3 separate regions of the Mus musculus genome follow, and regions 1 and 2 are each linked to region 3. Evidence: chromatin loops called from intact Hi-C (ENCODE). Cell type or tissue: gastrocnemius. All regions are shown on one strand. Each heading gives the region's core, and the rest is flanking DNA. Links, peaks and the distances in the headings are about the cores only.

Region 1 (7,223 bases), core at 1,392-6,391, 100 kb before region 3:
GTGATTGTTTCTGTGTGGAGTATCTTCTATAGAGTCCTGGTTTCATGTGGACTCTCTTCTGTGGAGTCTTGTTTCTGTAGGGACTGTTTTCTGTGCTGTTTGTGTCAATGTAGATTGTCTCCTGTGATGTTCTGCTTCTGTGTAGACTGTCTTCCCTAGAGCTTTGTTTCTGTGAGGACTGTTTCCTGGGATGTTTTGTTTCTGTGTAGACTATCTTCTGAGGAGTCTTGTTTTTATATGGACTGTCTTTCATGGGGTCTTGTTTCTGTGAAGACTGTCTTCTGTGGAGTCTTGTTTCTATGTAAACTGTCTTCCAGGGAGTCTCATTTTTATGTGGACTGTTTTCTGTGGTGTCTTGTTTTTGTGTGGACCGTCTTCTGTGGAGTCTTGTTTCTGTGTGGACTATCTTCTGTGGAGTCTTATTTCTGTGTGGACTAGTGTCTGTAGAGTCTTCTTTCTGTGTGGACCATCTTTTTTGATATCCTGTTTTTGTGTGGACTGTCTTCTGTAGTGATTGTTTCTGTGTGGAGTATCTTCTATAGAGTCTTGGTTTTATGTATACTGTCTTCTGTGGAGTCTTGTTTCTGAATAGACTGTCTTCTATGCTGCTTGTTCCCGTGTGGATTGACCCCTGTGATGTTCTGTTTCTGTGTGGACTGTCTTCCCTGGAGTCTTGTTTCTGTGTGGACGGCCTCCTGTAAAATCGTATTTCTGTGTGGAGTGTCTTCCATGGAATCTTGCTTTTGTGTGGAGTGTCTTCCATGGAATCTTGCTTTTGTGTGGACTGTCTTCCATGGAGCCTTGTTGGTGTGTGGAATGTCTCCTGTAAAACCTTGTTTCTGTATGGAGTGTCTCCTGTGGTGTCTTCTTTCTGTGTGGATTGTCTTATATGATATTTTGGTTTTGTGTGAACTATCTTCTGTGGTGATTGTTTCTGTGTGGAGTATCTTCTATGGAGTCTTGGTTTTATGTAGACTGTCTTCTGCAGAGTCTTGTTTCTGTATGGACTGTCTTCTCCACTGCTTGTTTCTGTGTGGACTGTCTCCTGTGATGTTTTGTTCCTGTGTGGAGTGTCCTCTATGAAGTCTTGTTTCTCTGTGAACTGTCTTCTATGTTGCTTGTTTCTGTGTGGGCTGTCTCCTGTAATGTCCTGTTTCTGTGTGGGCTGTCTTCTGGAATGTCCTGTTTCTCTGTGGACTTTCTTTTGTGGTGATTGTTTCTGTGTGGAGTATCTTCTGTAAAGACTGTTTCTGTATGGACTGTCCTCCCTAGAGTCTTGGTTCTGTGAGGACTGTCTTCTGTGGAGTCTTGGTTCTGTGTAGACCATCTTTGGCGATGTCCTGTTTCTGTGTGAACTATCTTCTGTGGTGCTTGTTTCTGTGTAGTCTGTCTCCTGTGATGTTTTGTTTCTGTGTGGACTGTCTTCAGTGGTGTCCTGTTTCTGTGTGGACTGTCTCCTGTGGAATCTTGTTTCTTTGTAGACTCTCTTCCATAGAGTCTTGTTTCTACATGGATTGTCTTCTGAGCGTCTCTTGTCTTCATGTGTTTTTTATCTGCTTTAGCTGGAATTGTAGTCCGATGTATAATGAGGGAAATAACCCTATTTTGTGAGGTTCGTTCAAGGTTCAACTTAGATGACATTTATTGAAATTCTGACAACAGTACCTGGAGCACAGTAGGCGTTCAATCAGTGTGACCAGCACACAGTGGGTGCTTGGCCAGTGTAACTTGTTCCCATTAGTGCTAATGATGGTTTGCTGAGTGAAACTTAGAGGGTAAGCCCAGATGGTTCAAAGTTGTTATTTCCCTGTTCAGCTCTCAGAACACCAGGGGCAGCACTAACCTGTGTAGACAGACTTTCTCTATCATAGGAACAGAGAATTGACTTGAATTTCTCTCTTTTCATTGGTTTCTGACCTGGACAGAGGCAGGTTAGCTTGGCTGTTGGAAAGCCTGTGCTGCTGGGGCTTGAGGTAAAGTCAGAAGCCTGGTGCCAACAAGAGCCTTGAGAAGCGCCCACGCCCTCCTTTGTGTGGTCAGGTGGTTGGAGAGGCAGGACACAGGGAGAGTAGCATGGGATGCTGGCTACACCCACCTTCCATGTGCCATTAGGATTCACTGAAAACACATTGATACAAGGGCTTGGCTTGTAGCTTGTGGGTAGAGGCTTTGCCAGCCATGCAGGAAGCCTCTGGGAAAGAGTGATTTACTTGGGAACCCAATTGGCAACTTTGTTGCCTTTCTCCAGGACGTCATGTGATTGACCACCGTCAGTGCTGTACAGCGCTGTACTGTCTCACCCCTTGGAGCAAGTGAGGGTGCTGTTCTGGAAGCTGAGGTTTCTAGTGATTATGAAGTTACAGTTGAGGGGTCATTGGAGCAGGCGGCAGGCCCGGCACTGTCACACTGCAAAGCTAAAGGCCTTGGCAGTGCCTCATCCTGGCTGGCTACGCTGCCTGCTTCTGAGCATCTGACAGCCCAACCTTAACAGAGAGGAGAGCATCCCTGAGAGCCAGGACAGTCCCATGTCAGGAGTACTAAGAGGACCTCACCATGGTCTTCATAGCTCTTCTGTTGTCTCCAGAGGGTCTGGTGCCACAGTTTGATCAGGTAGTGATGCTAAAGACACCTGATGTTTCACCGTTGGTTTGCTAAGGAAAACGATACTAAGAGAGTTAAAGAAAAAAGACACCTGCCGGGTCAGAGCTAACCCAAGAAATCCCATGTCTTGTTACAAGAAGCAAAGATCAAAACCAGCTATAGTTTCCCGAGAAAGACATTGTCTTCCCTGCTACGCCACAGGAGTCACCTTTGCCTCAGGTTCTAACAGGGCCTTTTTGGTGAGGGGTCCTGGCACTGTCCAGGGCTTTGGGAAGCAGATGGTAGGTGGATTGTCACTTCCCACGGCAGTGGCATCACTTGCTGCATACCGCTGTTCCTGCTGCTGCAGGCAGAGCAAGGGCAGTGTGCACACACCTTCCAAATAAGAGTACAGCTGGCAGTGCTCACACTATGGCGGGCTGGTGGGATGGCTCAGCAGGTTAAGGTGCTTGCTGTGCAGGCTGATAACCTGAGTCCAATCCCCAGGAGAGAGGTGACTCCACAAGTTGTCTTCTGATCTATAACACACAGAGAGAGACAGAGACAGATACACACACTCACACACATACACACCATGACATATATATACCCCCAACTGCACCCCCCCCAGAACATGTGTACACACAATAATAATAAAATAGTTGGGTTTCTCTGTGTAGCCCTGGCTGTCCTGGAACTCACTCTCTAGACCAAACTCAGAGATCTACCTCCTGTGTGCTGGGATTCAAGGTGTGTGCCACCATGCCCAGCCTAATAAATGTTTCCTTTTTTCAGTGTTTTTAGATTTGTTTGTTTATGAATGCTCTGTCTGCATGTACACCTGCGAGCCAGAAGAGGGCATCAGATCCCATTACAAATGGTTATAAACCACCATGTGGTTGCTGGAAATTGAATTCAGGACCTCTGGAAGAGCAGTCAGTGCTCTTAACCACTGAGCCATCTCTCTAGCACCTAATAAATGGTTTTAAAGCTAAAGACCTTGGCTGGATAGGTAGTGACTATCCATTTAAATGCTCTCAGAAGTGTGATACATAAAGACACCTACAGGAAATTATTTGAAATGCAACTAATGATTATATGTTTATGAAATCAACTTTAGATATAGTTTCATTTTTTAATTAAAAAGAATTAATTGGATGTATGCTGTCTATCTATATGTGGGAGTTTGCGTGTTCTTGCAGAGGTGCCTTCCAAGGTCAAAAGAGGGCACCTGGAGGTGGAGTTATCGGTGGTAGCTCCCATATGTTCTTCTTAAACAACACGGATAAGGAGGACTATCCTCCTGCACTGGTGTGTCCCAGGGAAGTGTCCTCTGATGTCAGGCTGAGGGAGGACCCTGTGGGGAGGTAAGAGAGACCTGAGCTTGTGTTTGAGAGACTGGAAAGCCCTTGTCTGGAGCTGAAGCAGGAGTTACAGTCTCCAGACTGCCTGTGATTTCAATGCAAGGCCACAGTGTTTGAAGCTGGGCTAAAAGGGTGTGCTTTCCCCGGCAGTGTTTCGTCCTTGCGACTGGCCTACAAGGATCTGGAAATCAGCAGGAAGAAAGATGAAAGACTGAACCTGAGTGGCCAGAAGAAGGTGGAAGCCGAGCGGCTGGGCATGGGCTTTGGAAGCTGCAGGAGGTAGGGTCTGCAGGGCCCGGGGCAGTCTGCTCACAGTGAAGGGTCGGCCCCGGGGCTCATTTCCTCAGTACTCTCCACTTCCTCGCCATTTGCTTTGCTGAGCTATTTAGTACAGTATGGCGAAGGCTGGAGCTTCATGGGTGCAGCGTGCACCAAGCCCTGGGCTGGAGACCAAGGCTGGGGATCCACTCAAGGCCATTCTGCGCCCAAGGGTGCTTGTTGCCTCAAAACAACCAATCAATAGGGAATGGGTTGAAGCTTAGTGGCTTGTCCCTCAAATCCTAGCTCTCAGGAGGCAGAGGCAGGAAGATCAGGAACTTTAAGGCCAGCCTAGGCTATATAGCAAGGCTAACCTAGGCTATATGAGACAGGGTTTTGTGTGTGTGTGTGTGTGTGTGTGTGTGTGTGTGTGTATGCGCGCACAAGTGCGTGTGTGGTGGTGACAAGTGGCACACATGGTTCTTGGAGAGAATAAAATAGGTGTGAGTCTCCATGAAGTGTGCACCGGATTGTTCGCCACGGGCACACTCTTTGCATGCGGCTATCTTCCTGGCAGCCCAGCCCTCACAATGGCTTCCAGTTTCCAAAGTTCAAACTGAGCTCCCAGCCCTCCTGGTCTTCTTGTGTTTGTTCAGAGTGTGCTCAAAAGATCCTTTCATTTGGTAGGACGGAAAGCCTTTAGGAAGCCAGTGATGTAATAATTCCTGTTTTACTCTGTCCTTTCAAGTGGCATCTCCCACTCGGTGACTTCAGACATGCAGACCATTGAGCAGGAGTCGCCCACACTGGCAAAGCCGAGGAGGAAGTACCAGGAGGACCCAGAGGACTCGTACTTCAGCTCCAGCTCCAAGTGGTCTGAGCAGAGCAGCAGGTATGGGGGTGTTAAAGATCGGCCTTGGGAGCCAGGACAGACCGGTGCCTGGCACCATCTGAGAGCTCTGGCTGACAAGCGTCTGTGTGCTGCCGGAACAAAGGCTGGGGAAACAGTGTAGGGAGCCATGCTTACAGCTAGGAAAATGTTTGTTGATACAGTTAAAAACTGAGGTCTAAAATTAGAGATAGGCAAGGTGTGCTGTGTACTGTGAGAAGTGAAGAGGTCTGTCTCCAGGGCAAGGGCTGGAGTACGCCCCGACCCTCAGCAGCTTCTGTGGTAGAACACTGGCTTCTGGAAGCTGCCATCAAATCCAGTATGAATGGCATTTGTATATGAGTCTATTCATGAAAGCCATGACTGTTCTGAGGGGAACCCATGGAACTAGGACAGCCTGGTCCTGTCCTTTTGTGTCTACAGTCTGCTGGGGCAAAACCTGTGACTGGCATAAGGCTGATTGCAGTTGAGGACAAGTGTCAACTTGAATAGAGTCGTGTTGTCAGGGTCACCCAGAAGCTGACTTTACAGGAAATTGGGATGGTTTTGGCATAGCATGTAGGAACAGAAAGCTGGAGCCCGGGTTGAGTGCCGGCCATGCCACATAGGAACCACATAGCAATGACCAACAGTCACTAAAGTGCTCCATGCTGCAGCTTCCTTGTCTAAGTGAAGAGTCCTGGTGGTGCCTGCCTTTTGGGATCCATAGGGAGAACTGAGGCACCGCAGAGTACAATGCTCTTCTGCTGTCCGGCTTCTCCTGTAGCTTGTGAACTCAGCCAGGCATGTGGCTCTGTGATTGGGCAGCTGGGCGGTGCATTAACAATTCAGGACCCTTTCACAGCCAGAGTTGGTGAGGATAGGACACCTCTATCAGTAACCGTGCTGCCACAGTCACACAGCCATCCTGGTGTCACAGGGCCAGCAGACACGGATTGGGTAGGTAGAATCGTCATAGGTTATGGTATCTATCATCAACTGTGAAAGGGTTCACTTTCCTATCCAGGCTCCTGTGCACTGCACAGACAGCTCTTTCCCTGATTTTAAGCACAGCTCAAAGTTACTTGAGTCTCAATATTTTAGAAAGATAGCTGACGGATCCATGGCTCCTTGTTGGCCTGGCCAGAGGCTGCCTGCCCCTCTCTAACCTGCCTATGCCTCAGCAGCATACATGGCTCTGTCTATACAGTGCCAGCTGAGAAAAAGGAAGTACATCTCATGGAGGAGAAATTCAAGTTTGTGATCGGACCTGGAAACCACACATCAGATCCTTTCACGTTTGGTTTTAACGAGGGCAGGACTGGGGCTGAAGAACCTCGCCTCTCCCCACCTCTTGGTGACTTCCCTGCTCCGTAGTGATGCCTGTAGAGGGTGGTGTAGAGAGCCAGTTCTGTGCTTGGATAGCAGGGCTGGTGAGAGAAAGGGTTCTGGGTACGGTCTCCAGCTGAGTGGAACATTTCCCATCACCACAATCTCAGGTCACAGAGGAAGGAACTCGAGCGGGGCCTTGGAGCCTTCAGAAACATCTTGACTCATTTAAAAGGGTCAGTGCCAAAGGCTTAAAAGCCTCTGTGCCAGGGTCAGCTCCTCAGTGTGAAACCTGAGGGCAAATGGTGTTCAGATGGAGAACAGGGAGACTTTGATGCTGGGTGGGTGGTGAGCTGGGCTGAAGGGCACTGGAGTGACCTGTGCAGGTCCCCTATAACAGGATACTGTCTGTGTTCAGGGTCAACCTTTATATATGCCTTGGAGCCTCCAGAAACCTCTCTCTTCCTTGGCTCGATCAGAAGGGTCAGCCACAAAGGCCGCTGTGCCAGGGACCCATTTCAGTTTGAAACCTGGGGGTAAATGGCGTAGAGCAGAGAGATTTTGGTGCCGTGTGGATGGTGAGCTGTGGGTTGTCTAGGGACAGAATCATCCCTCTAGTTCCCTTGATGACCACAGTGACATAGCAGGGTTGAGTGAGGTGCTTTGGCACCAGAGGTGAAGCAAACACACTCTGAAAGCCAGCATATCTGTGCCATAGAGTGCTTTTACTGCTTCCAAATTATTCATCAGCCATTAGAACTTGCATATTGTGAATTATGAAAGAGTGCTGCTGTTTCTATTAAGCAAGGGGGACATATCCTTGC
Region 2 (7,223 bases), core at 1,120-6,119, 120 kb before region 3:
ATAAATTGAAATTATTCCAGCTGTGTGTGGCAGTGCACACCTTTAAGCCCAGCACTAAGGAAGCAAAAGCAAACAGAACTCTGTAGGCTTGGGGCCAGCGTAGTCTATAAAGTGAGTTTGAGGCTGGCTGGCCAGGGCTACATAAGCAAGATCGTATCTCAAAACAACAACAACAATTCCAAGATTTATTCCCTAGAAGGGAGGAGCCTGGGAATGTAGTTCAGTTGGTCACATACTGGCTAGAACAAGCATGGGGACCTGGGTTCTATCCCCACCCCAACACTGCATACACTAGGTCTTGGTCATCTGTAATCCAATCTGTAGTCATTGGGCAGGTAAAAGGAGAAAAAGCAGAAGTTCAGGGTCATCTTCTGCCACAATACCAAGTTCTAGGCCAGTCTGAGGTTCATGAGACTGTCTCAAAACAAATAAAAAAGGGTGAGAGAGAGAGAGAGAGAGAGAGGGAGAGAGGGAGAGAGAGAGAGAGTGTGTGTGAATATTGAGGCGGGGCTGAGGACAGATACCCATGCTCAGAAGAGGCCCTGCACTGCTAACATCCTCCCACCCCCATGCTGGTTTGCCTTAGTGGGGAGTCCTTGCTTTCCTGCCAGCTAATGGCTTCTCTCACCTGCTGCAGGTCAGTGGTGCTATGCAGGCATCCGCACAGCCAGAGTCAGCCTCTTCAACACCGTGGGGCTTGGAAACCACTCCAGAAAAACATGAAGGTAAGTCTGTGGAGTAACTCTAGAGCAATGTCCTGTGGTCTCCTGGTCAAGATGAAACTGCTGTAGTTACCATAGAAACCTGTTGTGTTAGCCCATGGACTCAGGAGGCTTTCTAGAAGGCCCCCACTAAGGTGTTAACTAGAGGACAGCTGGATTACTAGTTTCTGCCGGGCATGGTGGCGCACGCCTTTAATCCCAGCACTTGGGAGGCAGAGGCAGGCTGATTTCTGAGTTCGAGGCCAGCCTGGTCTACAAAGTGAGTTGCAGGACAGGCTGGTCTACACAGAGAAACCCTGTCTCGAAAAAACAAAAACAAAACAAAACTAGTTTCTGCTTCAATGATCTAGTACCGAAGTGTGGACTTTTATAACTGGAAAACAAGATTTCAGGATTCTTTTCCAAATCTAGTTGTGTTTGTTTGGTTGGTTGGTTGTTTTGTTGTTTTTGTTTTGTTTTACGCATTGTCTCCTTGTGTAGCCCTAACTGGCCTAGAACTCTCTATGTAGACCAGGCTGGCCGTGAATTTGCAGAGCTCCATTTGCCTGTGCCTTAGCAATGCTGAGATTAAAGGCATTGCACTCCCATGCCTGGTAATATTTCAGTTTTAAAAGTAATAAATATTTCACAGTTAATAAGTCACACATACTTATTATATGTATTGTAGAACTGTATTTATTTATTGGTTTTTGAGGCAGAGTCTCACGTAGCCCAGACTGTCCGGAAATTCACGAGGTTGCTGAGGATAGCTGAACTCTTGATCCTCCCCGCTCTGCCTCCTGAGTGCTTAGGTTACAGGTGTGCCCTGCCACACCCGGCTGTGCATCTATTGTAAATATGTTGTCAATCACATATGCATTAGAAATGACCTAAGTGGTGTGCATAGCTGCCCCTTCTGTTTTAAAACTGAGTATCTTTTATAGGCCGAAATGTTTTAGTAAATTAACAATAAAATGTACTTTGACAGCCAAGCAGTGAACTTGGGATGTGGAAAACAGGAAGGACACACGCTGGCTTGTGGAGGCTCAGTACCAGCCCTTGGCTTGGGGACACAGTTAGTGTCTGCAATGACTTGAAGTCAGTGCTGTCTGTCATGGGAAGGGTGTTAGGAGAGAGCGGCTCCAGAGGCCTCAGTGCAGATCTCTGTTTCCTGGGAGAGCAGTGGACAGTCGGTGGCTGCTTTTCATCCATGGCTTACAACCTGTGGGTTTCTTTTTCGCATCCTGTGATTGAGCCACCTTGGAGGAAGGCAGGAGTCCACCTGGCATCTTCCCCCATTCCCATCATGCCTTCTCTCCTGGAGATGCAGCTCCAGGTGCTGCCATTGGCCACGCCCAGCACAGCTGTACTTTGTCTCTGGCCTAGCACAGTATGCCTTGTTCTGGAGATAATGTGGGTTGCATGTGACATGTGTCCCCGTGGAGGGGAGTATGTTGTCCATGTGCCCTTAGTAAAACAGTGCCTCACTGTAAACTGAGTCCAGAGTGGTGGCACATGTCTTCTGTCTCAGCACTTCGGTAAAGGCAGGAAGATCAGGGTTTAGTGCCATCCTTGGCTACATAGGGAGTTCAAGGCTGGCCCAAGCTATATGAAACTCTGTCCAAAACAATTACAAAACAGGACAGTGAATGGTATTATTGAAAGAAAAAAAAACCACCTGTCTCAAAAAACAAAACCAAGAACAAAGCAAAATATAAACCATGATATTTAAAAAAAAAAACCCACTAAATTTCATTCTATAAAACCAATGTTTTAAAAATGCATTTGCATTTAGTAGCTCACTCGCTCTTGCTCTCTCTCTCTCTCTCTCTCTCTCTCTCTCTCTCTGGACCCCTATCGCTCAGGTTTTCTCACGCATGCTCTATTGCTGAGGATGAGTGTGGACTTCTGGTGTCCTGCTTCCACCTCCTGGGGCTGCAGCTGCAGGAGGACACCAGCACAGAGTGCTTACAGCACTTCTAAGTCAAATTGCTTATGACAAGGCTCATGGGGAGGGAGGTGACAGAGCCAGGGGTCTAGTTGGATAGGGGAATGACTGCCATGCTTTGCAGCATCTTAACATGCTTAAAGCTGTTAGCATTGATTGCCTAATAGCAGAGATCTTTCAGATATGTCTCCCAGAGAGAGGTGGCGGTGTTTGATATGATACATGACCACTGCACACTGTACACATGTGTTGAAGTATTACAGTTTGTCTCATAAGTACATATTATTCTGTCAACCTAAAAGAAAAATGTATTTTAAAAGTGAACATGGGGGGCTAGAGAGATGGCTCAGAGGTTAAGAGCACTGACTGTTCTTCCAAAGGTCCTGAGTTCAAATCCCAGCAACCACATGGTGGTTCACAACCTGATGCCCTCTTCTGGTGTGTCTGAAGACAGACAGCTACAGTATACTTAGATATAATAAATAAATCTTAAAAAAAAAGTGAACATGGTGGCACACACCTTTAATCCTAGCATTCAGGAGGCAGGCATATCTGTTAAGTTTGAGGCCAGCCTGGTTTACAGAGTGAGTTCTAGGACAGCGAGGGCTACACAGAGAAACCCTGACTCAAAAAACAAACAAAACAAAATAATAAGGTCCACATGGTGGCTCACACCTTTAATCCCAGCACTCTGAGCTCAGGCAGCCTGGTTTCCCTGGTAATTATGTCTTACTGATGCTGAGGAGTGGGGTTGTAGCTCAGTGAGAGCACCGGCTTGGCATGTGCACCATAAACAGCTGTAATGATGGACTAGACCATGGAGCTGCACAGCACGGGGACTGACCTGGTAAGGTGGAAACACAGAAGCCATGTGGAAGAGGATTTGCCAAGAGTGTTTTCTACATTAACATCAGCATTTCACACTTTCAGGTGGGCCAGGACAAGGGCCAAGCGTGGAAGGTCTGAACACCCCTGGAAAGGCTGCACCAGGTAATATGCTCAGGGCCCTGGGTCCATCTTTGATTCTGCATCTGTCTCAGTTCCTAAAGTGGTCCAACTTCCTGATAGAACCCGTTCCTGAGTTTTACCAGGCAAAGCTGCTTTTCCATGTAGCCACATCAACGGAAAATAACTAAACCTTCTGGTTATTTTCATCAGACTTGTCAGACTCCTCAGAGTTGGGAAACAGATGCAGAAGGAGTCTAAAGCAGAGCAATGGAGATAGAGTTCCCTGTGGGCATCCTCCCACCTGACTTCACACCTGGGCATCCTTCACACCTGACTTCACACCTGGGCATTCTTCACATCTGGGCATTCTTCACACCTGGGCATCCTTCACACCTGACTTCACACCTGGGCATCCGTCACACCTGACTTCACACATGGGGATCCTTCACAGCTGACGTCACACCTGGGCATTCTTCACACCTGGCCATCCTTCACACCTGACTTCACATCTGGGCATTCTTCAAACCTGGTCATTTTCACACCTGGCCATCCTTCACAACTGATTTCCCGAGCTAGTATATCCTCAGGGCTACAGTGGGGGATTTACATGCTTTTTCCCCAACCATAGAGGTGCGTGCCTCTGTGTGTGTGTGTGTGTGTGTGTGTGTGTGTGTGTGTGTATGTACACACATGTGTATTGGAGTGGAACCAGGGCTTTATGTATACTAAGCAAGGGCTCTACCGCTGAGCTCTACCCCCAGCCCAAGGTTTTATTCTTTCCAGGCCACTAAAACATAATTCTAAAACCAGGATGTATAACTGTTGACTGAAAATGATGCAGAAAGTGACAATTTAAAGAAGCTCTACACAGTGTGTATTTCTGTGACATTTTACAAATGTTGATAAGAAGGTCTTGGTGGAAAAGAGGTGGCTACTGAACGACAGGATGCTTCCTGTGTTTCAGAGGCTGATGGCAAGGTCTGTGCATTAGTCAGTAAGCACAGTGTAGCCCATGAGTTAGTGCCACGCAGTGCTGGGCTGCGATTTTAAGGAGCTGATTATACCTCAGTGGTTGAGCTCCTGCCTGTGCTGCAGCTGGCATTGATTGCCAGTGCCACAGAGCAGTGGTGGTGGTCATGACAATGAAGGGGTAAGGATATAATGGAGGAGGAGGAGGAGGAGGAGGAAGTGGAGAAAGATGAGGAGGGGGCTGGTGAGATGGCTCAGTGGGTAAGAGCACCCGACTGCTCTTCCGAAGGTCCAGAGTTCAAATCCCAGCAACCACATGGTGGCTCACAACCATCCACAACAAGATCTGACTCCCTCTTCTGGAGTGTCTGAAGACAGCTACAGTGTACTTACATATATTAATAAAATAAATCTTAAAAAAAAAAAAAAAAGAAAGATGAGGAGGAGATGGTGGCGGTGGCGGTGATGGTGGTGGTGGCCGTGGTGGTGTATGCAAGGGGTGCAGTAAAGAATGGCCATGAGTGCTCCACGGTTTGGTTAAGGGAAAGGTCTTATAAATAAGAACAAGAGAACACCCGAGACATCTGGAAGAGTCCAGAACAGCGTGGAAAAGAAACAGACTGGACATGGCCAGAGCTATCTGCAAGAAAAGGGAGACTCATGCACAGGGGGAGAGCAAAAGGCAAGAAAACCAGAGCCAGTCAGTGTATTGAGCCTGGGGTGGGGATAATACAGACGCAGGAGTCAGAGGGGAGATGGGGTAGAGGCTCAGAAATGTCTAACAGGTACTTGAGGAACTGAGGGAGCCTGGAGGCCCTACCTGGGCTTTCATATGCAGACACAGGTATATGTCAGTGGATGGGCCATGTGTCCCTTCTGCCAGAAGTAAGGAAAATGACTCCTTTTGGCATATGGGGATTAGTTTTATGCTGGCTTTTATCTGAACTCCAAAAATCCTGTAGTCCCATTTGAGCTCCTTTCTAGACATATGAACAGCCTGAGATCTTGAGACCTAACAGTGGTGGGGGAGGTGGTGGAGGTGGTGGTGATGGTGATGGTAGTGATGGTGGTGATAATGGTGATGGAGGTGGTGGTGACAGTGATGATGAAGATGACAATAAGAATGTGTGACAATAATTTGGTGACAGAGCACTTGCCTAACATGTATAAGGCCCTGTGATCTAACCCTAGCAACAAAAACACACACAAAGAAACTTAGAACCATGAACATAGTCCAGCAGTAGTGTGCTTGCTTATTATATTAGTATTTCTTAGGTTCTGGGTTCAGTCCCCAGCACCAAAATCTTTTTTTAAAGAAAGAATCAAAGACAAACAAGACACAGTTGTTACCTGGTCATTGGGGCATTGGAGTAGAAGAAAGGTTCTTGTCAGGAGTGGGACTTGTCACATCCTGGCACACACAGCACAGCCCTGGGATCCCTACTGTCCACAGACACTGTAGTCACCTCGTCAACTTTGTAAGGCTGTATAGAGGAATGGAACTGTCCACACTGGGGCCAGGGAGCTGTGGTATTTAATCAGGGTAGGTGTGATCTGAAGATTGAAGCTGGTAGGGTGCCAGGCTATCAATGTCACCCCCTGGCAGTCTCCATCTGGGAGCAAATGACAGAGGTTGCCAGAAACTGTCACTGAATGTAGCTGGAACCACAGCTGGACAGAGCTTAGATGGCATGTGGTGTGACAGTGCTTCCTGTGGCCGCACAGGGAGAGCAAACGGGGCTCAAGATGGGAGTAGAAACCAAGAGGTCACAAGCAGCAGAAAAGGGATCCAAAGAAACCACAGTAACAGGGCCAGAGAGATGGCACAGTGGGGAAGAGCACTGACTGCTCTTGCAGAGGACCCGAGTTCAGTTCCCAGGCTGAGCGCTCACAACCATCTGTGAGCCTGCTCTCAGACGGTCTGATGCCTCCCTCTGGCCCTTGTCAGTACCAAGCACACAGATGTACACAGGTTTGCATGCAGCCAGATGCCCCCTCTGCCGAGCAGTCCAGTAAGCATTGGAGGGCTGGACCCAGGCCCGCGCCCCTTCTCACCTGGTGGCAGCCATGCTTGAAGTTTTTGATGCATATAATTGAATAGGAGAGATGATTCCTTTTTAAAAAATATTGTATTGCATTTGATTTATCTGTGGAGGGATACGTATCCTGGCATGTGTGGAGGTCAGAGGACAGCTTGCGGGAGCCCACCACATGGGTCCCTGGGATCAAAGTCAGGTGACCAGGCTTGGCAGCAAGCCCCTCTCCTCCTGAACTATCTCACAGAAGAGCGTTTTTAAACTGCTGTGGAGAAGCGCCTCCCGGGAGCTCAGACTCCAGTGTGGTGTTGAGCAGAGAAGGCTGCTGTGACTCGGGGTGCAGCATGGCTTTTACCCCGACACTGCTGACAACGCCCCAGCCTGAGAACACGCAGACCTCAAACAAACAAGGCACATTTATACCACTCACTCCAGCAGGGGAGCCACTTATGGTTTCTACAGATCTGACTTGAATTTTTTTTTTTTAGCAGAGGTTTCATCGATTATAAAAAAGAAGCCAAATCAAGCAAAAAAAGGAGTAAGTATCATGTTATATAAAAACACACAGGAGTTTGGCTCTTGAACTAGAAATGTGCTTTCTCCTGTGTTTTTTTTTTAAAT
Region 3 (7,223 bases), core at 1,091-6,090:
GTGGCGTGACTTCCCAGAATGCACTGATAAAACATAAAGACAGCGAGGAGATAGACAAATGATGGAGCCAGGAGGCCTGAGGACCATCTAAGCCCTCCTTCTGTGTGTGCAGCTTAACAAGATATTGTCAGACTTAAGCCTTCAATGGAGCTGGGCAGCGGTAGTGCATGCCTTTAATCCCAGCACTCAGGAGGTAGAGACAGGCAGATTTCTGAATTCGAGGCCAGCCTGGTCTACAAAATACTTCCAGGACAGCCAGGGCTACCCAGAGAAACCCTGTCTCAAAAAAAAAAAAAAAAACCAAAAGAACAAACACAAAAACAAAAATCCTTCAGTGGGAAGCCTCAATTCTAAAAATAGCATGTTATAACCAACAGTCATGACGTTAGTCATGAGGTAGTGAGCCATCTCAACAAGTGAGATATGAGCAGACCAAGCAGACACATGTGGATTTTGGCAGCTGAGTCTCATGCCAGCCACAGCACCCTCTGGGGTTACAGTTCCCTCAGGCTGTGCAGGGCATGGGGGCTACACACCTTTCTAATTCTAGTACTCAGGGGGCAGAGGCAGGCAGATCTCTATGAGTACAAGGCCAGCCTGGTCAATGAATTTAAATTCCAGCAGCACTTGGGAGAGCAGATCCACACCTGGCTTGGGCAGCACAGTGAGCTGGCCCTGGTGGCCCTGGGCTCAGAGAGCTGCCCTAAGGGTGTAGGAGCAGGAAATCTGGCTCATCTCCTTGCTGGCTTCGGTCTTAGGTGAGCTAGCTGGGGCATGTCAGGAGAGCTGGCCCTGGTGGTGTGGATGCTGGAGAGCTGTTGGGCAAACCAACTCAGCTCCCAACCAGATCCGGAGCCAGGGCTCTGAGCTGTCCCGTTCCAGCATCCCTCCTATCTGCGAACCGCTGGGGCTTGTGAAGGGGCTGATCCTGGTCCTGCAGAACCAAAGCTGCAGGATCCCCACGACACAGGTGAGGATCCAGTACTGATAGTGGAGCAGATCGCTTCCCAGCCTTTTGATTAAGATCAAGGGTGGATAGTGGAGCAGAACCCAGAGGCCTCGGACCAGACCGATGACTCAATTGCAATAAACATTTGCAAGTGAACCTGTTTGGTATACCGTGTGACACACCACAGCCTCCTCAGTGAGATGTTTTTTTTAAAGATGTATTTATTTTATACATATGAGTACACCACCACTGCTCTCTTCAGGCACACCAGAAGAGGGTACCAGACTCCATTACAGATGGTTGTGAGCCACCATGTGGTTGTTGGGAATTGAACTCAGGACCTCTGGAAGAGCAGTTGGTATTCTTAACCACTGAGCCATCTCTCCAGCCTGAGATGTTTATTTTTATTGGGGGGGGGGCACGGAGAGAGGTTGCAAGAGTGGAGGGCTGATATAAAGGGGTGGGAGAAGAGTGTGACTGGGGTATATGATATGAGCCTTTAATCCCAGCACATGGGAGGCAGAGGCAGGTGGATTTCTAAGTTCAAGGTCAGCTTGGTCTACAGAATGAGTTCCAGGACAACCAGGGTTATACAGAGAAACCCTGTCTCGAAACCTCCCCAACCCCCACCCCACCCCAAATATCAGAACAAACAAAAAAATTCATCTATCTTTGAACTGCCTATAAGAAGAAGCAAAGGAGTCTTATAAGCCAAGAAAGGAATCACTCAGACACTTGGATTTGAGGTAAAATTAAGGAGGTTAGAGTTGGCCATGGTGGCACTCAGCTTCAGTCTCTGCTCAGGCAGGAAGATTGCAAGTTTAAGGTCAGCAGGAAGGGAAGTGGGCAGGGATAAAAAGGAACAGCCAGGCATGGTGGTGTACTCCTGAAATCGCAGCACTTGCGAGATGAAGGCCGACGAGAGGTTTAAGTAGACACCCAGCGTGGATGTAGAAACTGTATCGTTTCACTGTTTGCTCTGTTTAGCAAAGAGGCTGACTTCTATCACAGTGACAGTAACCTCCTCTCCCACCTCCCTTCCCCAGGGGCAGATGCCCATCTCCACGAAGAGACAGTCATGCATGCGTGCTTGCGTGTGTCCGTGGTTCATTCTGTTGTGCCATGGTCTTGCCCATTTGGCCAGTTTCCTCTTTCTTTGTGTTTTCCTCCCATTCTGACAAGTTCTTTATCTGCAAACGGAACTACTTCCCATGAAAAGCTTGACTACCCAGAGCAACTGACCCGAGCAGGAGCTGCGCACCCTGGAGCTGGGTACGCTTACAGTTGGCTTTGTAGTAGTTTTGTTTTTGTGGCTCAGGGTGGCCTCAAGCTTATTGTATAGTCAAAGATGTCTGGTTTCCTTATTCCCCTGCCTCTCCCACATCCCCAAGTGCTAGGATTCCAGGCACGCACCAACTATACCTATTTTATGGAGGAATAAGGTTCAAACCCAGAGCTTCATGCATGCTAGGCAAACATTCTACAAACTGGCCCACATGCCTGGATCTACTGTTGGCCTTTGTAACCAAAGATTCCTCGTTTATGGGTTCAGCCAAACCCATATCAAAAACATACAAGGCAGGGCTGTTGAGATCGTAATAAAGATTTCAACTCTGACCTCTCTGATGATAACATAAGACTTGTGCGTTCTCAGCTGCATCAGGGACCCAAAATCCCAACCTGGAACTACCACCAAGAAGTCCTAGGTCTCAACTGGGTATGGTGACATAGACCTGTAATCCTGTAATCTTAGCACCCAGAAAGTGAAGGCAGGAGAACCCTAAATTCAAAGTCATTCTCAGATACATATCAAGGCTGAGACCAGCCCAGAATACACAAGACCCTTTCTCAGAAGGGGCCGACAAGAGGGGTCCCAGGACTCATGGAGGGGATGAAACTACACAGCATCATTTTGCATGTTGCAAATGTCTACAACTTGCAATGGTTTCAACGAGCAGAGCAGGCATGGACATCATAGACTTGTGTCTACCTGGGTATGTCAGAGAAGTTGGGCTGGATTCTTCCCCTAAGGAGGTGGGATTTCGCTGTGTAGCCCTGGCTGTCCTCGAACTCAGGTATCTGTCTCTACCTCCCCAGTGCTGGGATTAAAGGGGTGCGGCACCACTTCCGGCTGCAACTTTAGTGTTCTAAGACTAATTTACAGAGAATTGCATGTGGGGTCTGTTAGTCCATACTGGAGACAGATGAGAACCTGGGGTGTTCTAGGCCTAGTCAGAAATCAGGTTGCCAGCGGAGCTATCCAATGCCACTCCCAGCTGCGGCAGTCTATGAAGACCTGGCTTTCACCACAAACCTCAGAGCACCCAGGGAGAGCATGGGAGAGACAGGGTCACGGCTTTGTGCCAAAATTCCCCCCTCACCCCCGAGCTAGATAGACTTACACCCTCTGGGCAGTGCTTTCAGACATCCCGGGGACGTCTTGTTTGTAGAAGCGACATAGGAGATCAGAAATAGAGGCTGTTCTAGTAAAATGGACTGGGCAGCGCCACCTGTTGCCAGTCTAAGCGTATAACTGAAAAGAGAAGGAACTGTGGAGATCGTCTAGGATTTAATTGAACCAGGCTGATGATCTCCATGGCTCCTTTTTACTTCTGGTTCGTAATACTTATTTTCAGTTTGTGATGACCCGAAACACAGCTATCTGGACGCCCACTGCTGCCGCTATTCATGGGGTGTAAAGCGCCGGCGCGTCCCACCCCCCAAAGTAGGGAGTCTCACCCTTAGCCCTCCTAAATTCCCCCTACCTGGGAACCACAGCTAAACTGTAGCTCTGGGTTCCATCACCCTTTGAACACGCCAGGGACTATTTCCTACAGAGAAGGATGCTCAGAGGTAATATTGTCCAGTCGCTGCTGTTTTGGACTGAGATTCTACAGGAAGCTTCAACAAACCAAACCAAAGCGCAAACCTCTCAAGATAAATGCCTCTTAATCCAAGGTTCGTAGCACCCAAACGGAGGGTCCAGTTCCTTGGGGCTCCGAGGCTGCGGGGGATGTGATAGGACGTCCCCACCCCCACCCTGTTTTAACTCCGCTAGGAAAACCACCTTGAAAATAGCAATTTGCTTTTGCTCCTCCTTCTGCTTCCTTTGGCTCTTTCCTGCCTGTAGAGTCCACCTCCTCTGCCCAGCCAGTCTCTTCGTATGTTCTGTTTTACAGAACGAGATGCTGCCCAACTCGTGGATATCACAGTCTTCAAAGCATCCTAGCAGGCAGCACACAGCTGCCAAAGCTACACAGCAAAGACGGAATGGTGGAAAGTAAAGAAGGGAATAGAAGGCAGGGAAGTAGTAAGGGAGGGAGGGGAGGAAAGACAGGGAGAACAGCCGCAGACTGTAATCTGAGATATCTGTGACACAGGCACCCCTCCTCCCACCATTCTGGATGTGATAACCCATTGCAGAAGTGGTCCTGATGTTGCACCTCATTACTAGGGTTGTAGTAGTCTACAGTGTCCAGACAGCTTTCTTGAGCTCAGCACAAAATGAAGGACTCCTGGGCTGGAGAGATGATGGCTCAGGGGTTAAAAGCACTGACTGCTCTTCCCAGCAACCACATGGTGGCTCATAACCATCTGTAATGGGGATCTGATGCCCTCTTCTGGTGTGTCTGAAGACAGTGACAGTGTACTCGCATACATGAAATAAATAAATCTTAAAACAAAACAAAACAAGGACTCCCTTTTCTTTGCTGGACTTCTTCTCTGCCTGATCTGGAGAGCCCAATCTACACTCTACCTGGGGAATGTAACTGTAATTACGGGGAAATTACAGGTTCAACTCCCTGGAACCCCTCTCCATGAAAATGAGAAACCTTAAGCCTCAGCCAGTGAAACTTCACCCTAAGAAGAAGCCCTTCCCACTCTTTAAGGTTCATATCGCCCTGGTTTACCCCAAATAAAGTATAGGAGTACAAGCTCACCCATTGGTTTGTGCACAAGCTAAAACTGTTTCAAGAGCTGTTTCATTGAAGACTGTAAGAGAAGGCCTACACACACACACACACACACACACACACACAAAACACACATACACACACACACTCCCAGCTGGACCAGGATCCTGCAGAGCCCACCTGGTGTACAGTGACATCTGGACATCCTGAAAAAGAGAAAACAGAGGAGATGAACCACAGCTGGACCCCAACATATATACCACACCCTCTGGCGTATCTGTCTGGAAAGTAAAGGAACTCATTAAAACCTACCAATTCCTGAGCTGGAAAACCATAAATCCCTGGGCTTGCCTTTAAAGCCCCACTCTGGAAATTTCCACCCTGGAAAACTCTACCCCCGAGAAACCCTGTATACATCTGTCTCTTGCTCAGCTCTTTGGGGCTTTTCATGTAAGCAGAGGCAGCCACCCTCTGGGTCTTTTCTGATAAATCTCTGTATAAGGTTCCTTGTATGGTGTGACCATATGATATTCCTTGGCTCTGGAATGCCAGGATACATTCCCCCATCAGAGCTTCAGTCTTTCCACTGGGGAAGCCTTTCCCCTCAGAGCTGTAACACACTGTCCTCCTTACACAGGCCCAGACCCTCTTCCCCAACACAGAAGAAAATAAATAAATGTCATTTTTAAAAAGTTTGCTTGGGGGAAGAGGAGGGGCTAGTGAGATGGCTCAGTAGTTAAGAGTACTGACTGCTCTTCTGGAGGTCCTAAGTTCAAATTCCAGCAACCACATGGTGGCTCACAACCACCCATCATGAGATCTGACACCCTCTTCTGGTGTGTCTGAAGACAGCTACAGTGTACTTAGATATAATAAATAAATAGACCTTTTTAAAAAAAAGTTTGCTGGAGGTTGGTGACTCATGCCTTTTAAAAATCCCAGCACTGGGAAGGCAGAGGCAGATGGGTCTCTGAGTTCTAGGCCAGCCTGGTCTACTGTGTAAGTTCTAGGCCAGCCTGGTCTACAAAGTAAATTCCAGGACAGACTACACAGAGAAACCCTGTCTGAAAAAAATAAAATAACTTTCTGTGTCTGTGGGGTGAAACCCACAAAGATGATAACAATTTTTCAGACAGAGCAACTCTTTCATGCATGAAGGAGTGGACATCTGGGCTGGAGTAGGGAATTATCAGGAGGAGGACTCACTTGAGGGCAGGGTTGGAAGCTGGGGGCAGATATGGACTCCCAGGAGCTCCTTATTCAAGCCTTGAGCAACCACTGCAGCCAAGGCTCTAGTCCAGCCCAATGCACAAAGGACAGGCTTCTTGGAAGGATGCTCACTGGGCAGTGGTGGTGCACGCCTTTCATCCCAGCACTTGGGAGGCAGAAGCAGGTGGATTTCTGAGTTTGAGACCAGCTTGGTCTACAGAGTGAGTTCCAGGACAGCCAGGGCTATACAGAGACACCTTGTCTTGAAATAAACCAAAAAAGAAAGAAAGGAAGAAAAGAAAAGAAAGGAAGAAAAGAATCACGGGTGTTTTCTGAAGAGCTCCAGCTTGAGTCCCCAGTGCATCAGCTCAGCATATGCTGAGGTGGCTCATCTAGCTCCTTTCATGAGCAGCCTTCTGGGCTGTTGGGATCTCTTCGTTTTGGAAATATCACTGCTTCCAGGAGTTCTGACTACCTGTGTAAGTGTGTTTCAAGAGGTGGGGCCAGAGCAGTGCCCTTAGCATCTAGGTGGTAAATCTGGCTGCCCTGGATACACAGAATGGCCAGCAATGGAGTGGGGGTGGGGATAGGTGAGTGTACTGGTTTGTGTGTCAACTGGACACAAGCTGGAGTCATCAGCAAAAGGAGCCTTGGTTGAATAAATGCCTCCATGAGATCCAGCTGTGAGGCATTTTCTCAATTAGTGATCAATGCAGGAGGGCCCAGCCCATAGTGGGCGGGGCCATCCCTAAGCTAGTAGTAATCCTATAAGAGTTCTATAAGAAAGCAGGCTGATCAAACCACAGGAAGCAAGCCAGTAAGCAGCACCCTCCATGGCCTCTGCATCAGCTCCTGTCACCAGGATCCTGCCCTGTGTGAGTTCCTATTCTGACTTCCTTCAATAACGAACAGCAATATGGAAGCGTACGCCAAACCCTTTCCTCCCTAACTTGCTTTTTGGTCTCAGTGTTTCAGCGCAGCAATAGAAATCCACTGACTGCCGGTTGTGGTGGCGCACACCTTTAATCCCAGCACACAGGAGGCAGAGGCAGGCAGATTTCTGAGTTCGAGGCCAGCCTGGTCTACAAAGTGAGTTCCAGGACAGCCAGGGCTATACAGAGAAACCCTGTCTCAAAAAAACCAACCAACCA

What was found. Hi-C counts contacts between places; a loop is a spot of excess contacts. Peaks named below come from ENCODE experiments on the same cell type or tissue, not always from the same donor. Only the 100,000 strongest peaks of a DNase experiment are listed, where the experiment ranks them.
Region 1: a loop joins it to region 3, with 4 times the contacts of the local background. A loop is called at or near these places in 16 of 42 quality-filtered maps.
Region 2: it touches region 3 in a loop (2.8-fold over the local background); 14 of 42 quality-filtered maps call a loop at or near these places.

The regions. Positions count from the first base shown.
Region 1 is chr15:83,311,340-83,318,562 of GRCm38, reverse strand. It overlaps Arfgap3 (ADP-ribosylation factor GTPase activating protein 3), which reads left to right. Exons shown (of 16, transcript NM_001357756.1): 10 at 4,095-4,223; 11 at 4,951-5,094. Among named protein-coding and RNA genes, the nearest start is that of Gm32788, 18 kb to the right of the region's middle. In gastrocnemius, for the core only: a CTCF peak has its summit at 3,421 (motif pointing right); no DNase peak of the experiment used is centred there.
Region 2 is chr15:83,324,021-83,331,243 of GRCm38, reverse strand. Arfgap3 (ADP-ribosylation factor GTPase activating protein 3) reads left to right here. Exons shown (of 16, transcript NM_001357756.1): 6 at 638-725; 7 at 3,580-3,639; 8 at 7,091-7,140. Among named protein-coding and RNA genes, the nearest start is that of Gm51290, 14 kb to the left of the region's middle. In gastrocnemius, for the core only: no CTCF peak of the experiment used is centred there; no DNase peak of the experiment used is centred there.
Region 3 is chr15:83,206,623-83,213,845 of GRCm38, reverse strand. No RefSeq gene overlaps it. Among named protein-coding and RNA genes, the nearest start is that of Cyb5r3, 38 kb to the right of the region's middle. In gastrocnemius, for the core only: CTCF peaks have their summits at 3,465 (motif pointing left) and 4,557 (motif pointing left); a DNase peak (open chromatin) is centred at 3,438; H3K4me3 peaks cover 858 bases; H3K27ac peaks cover 737 bases.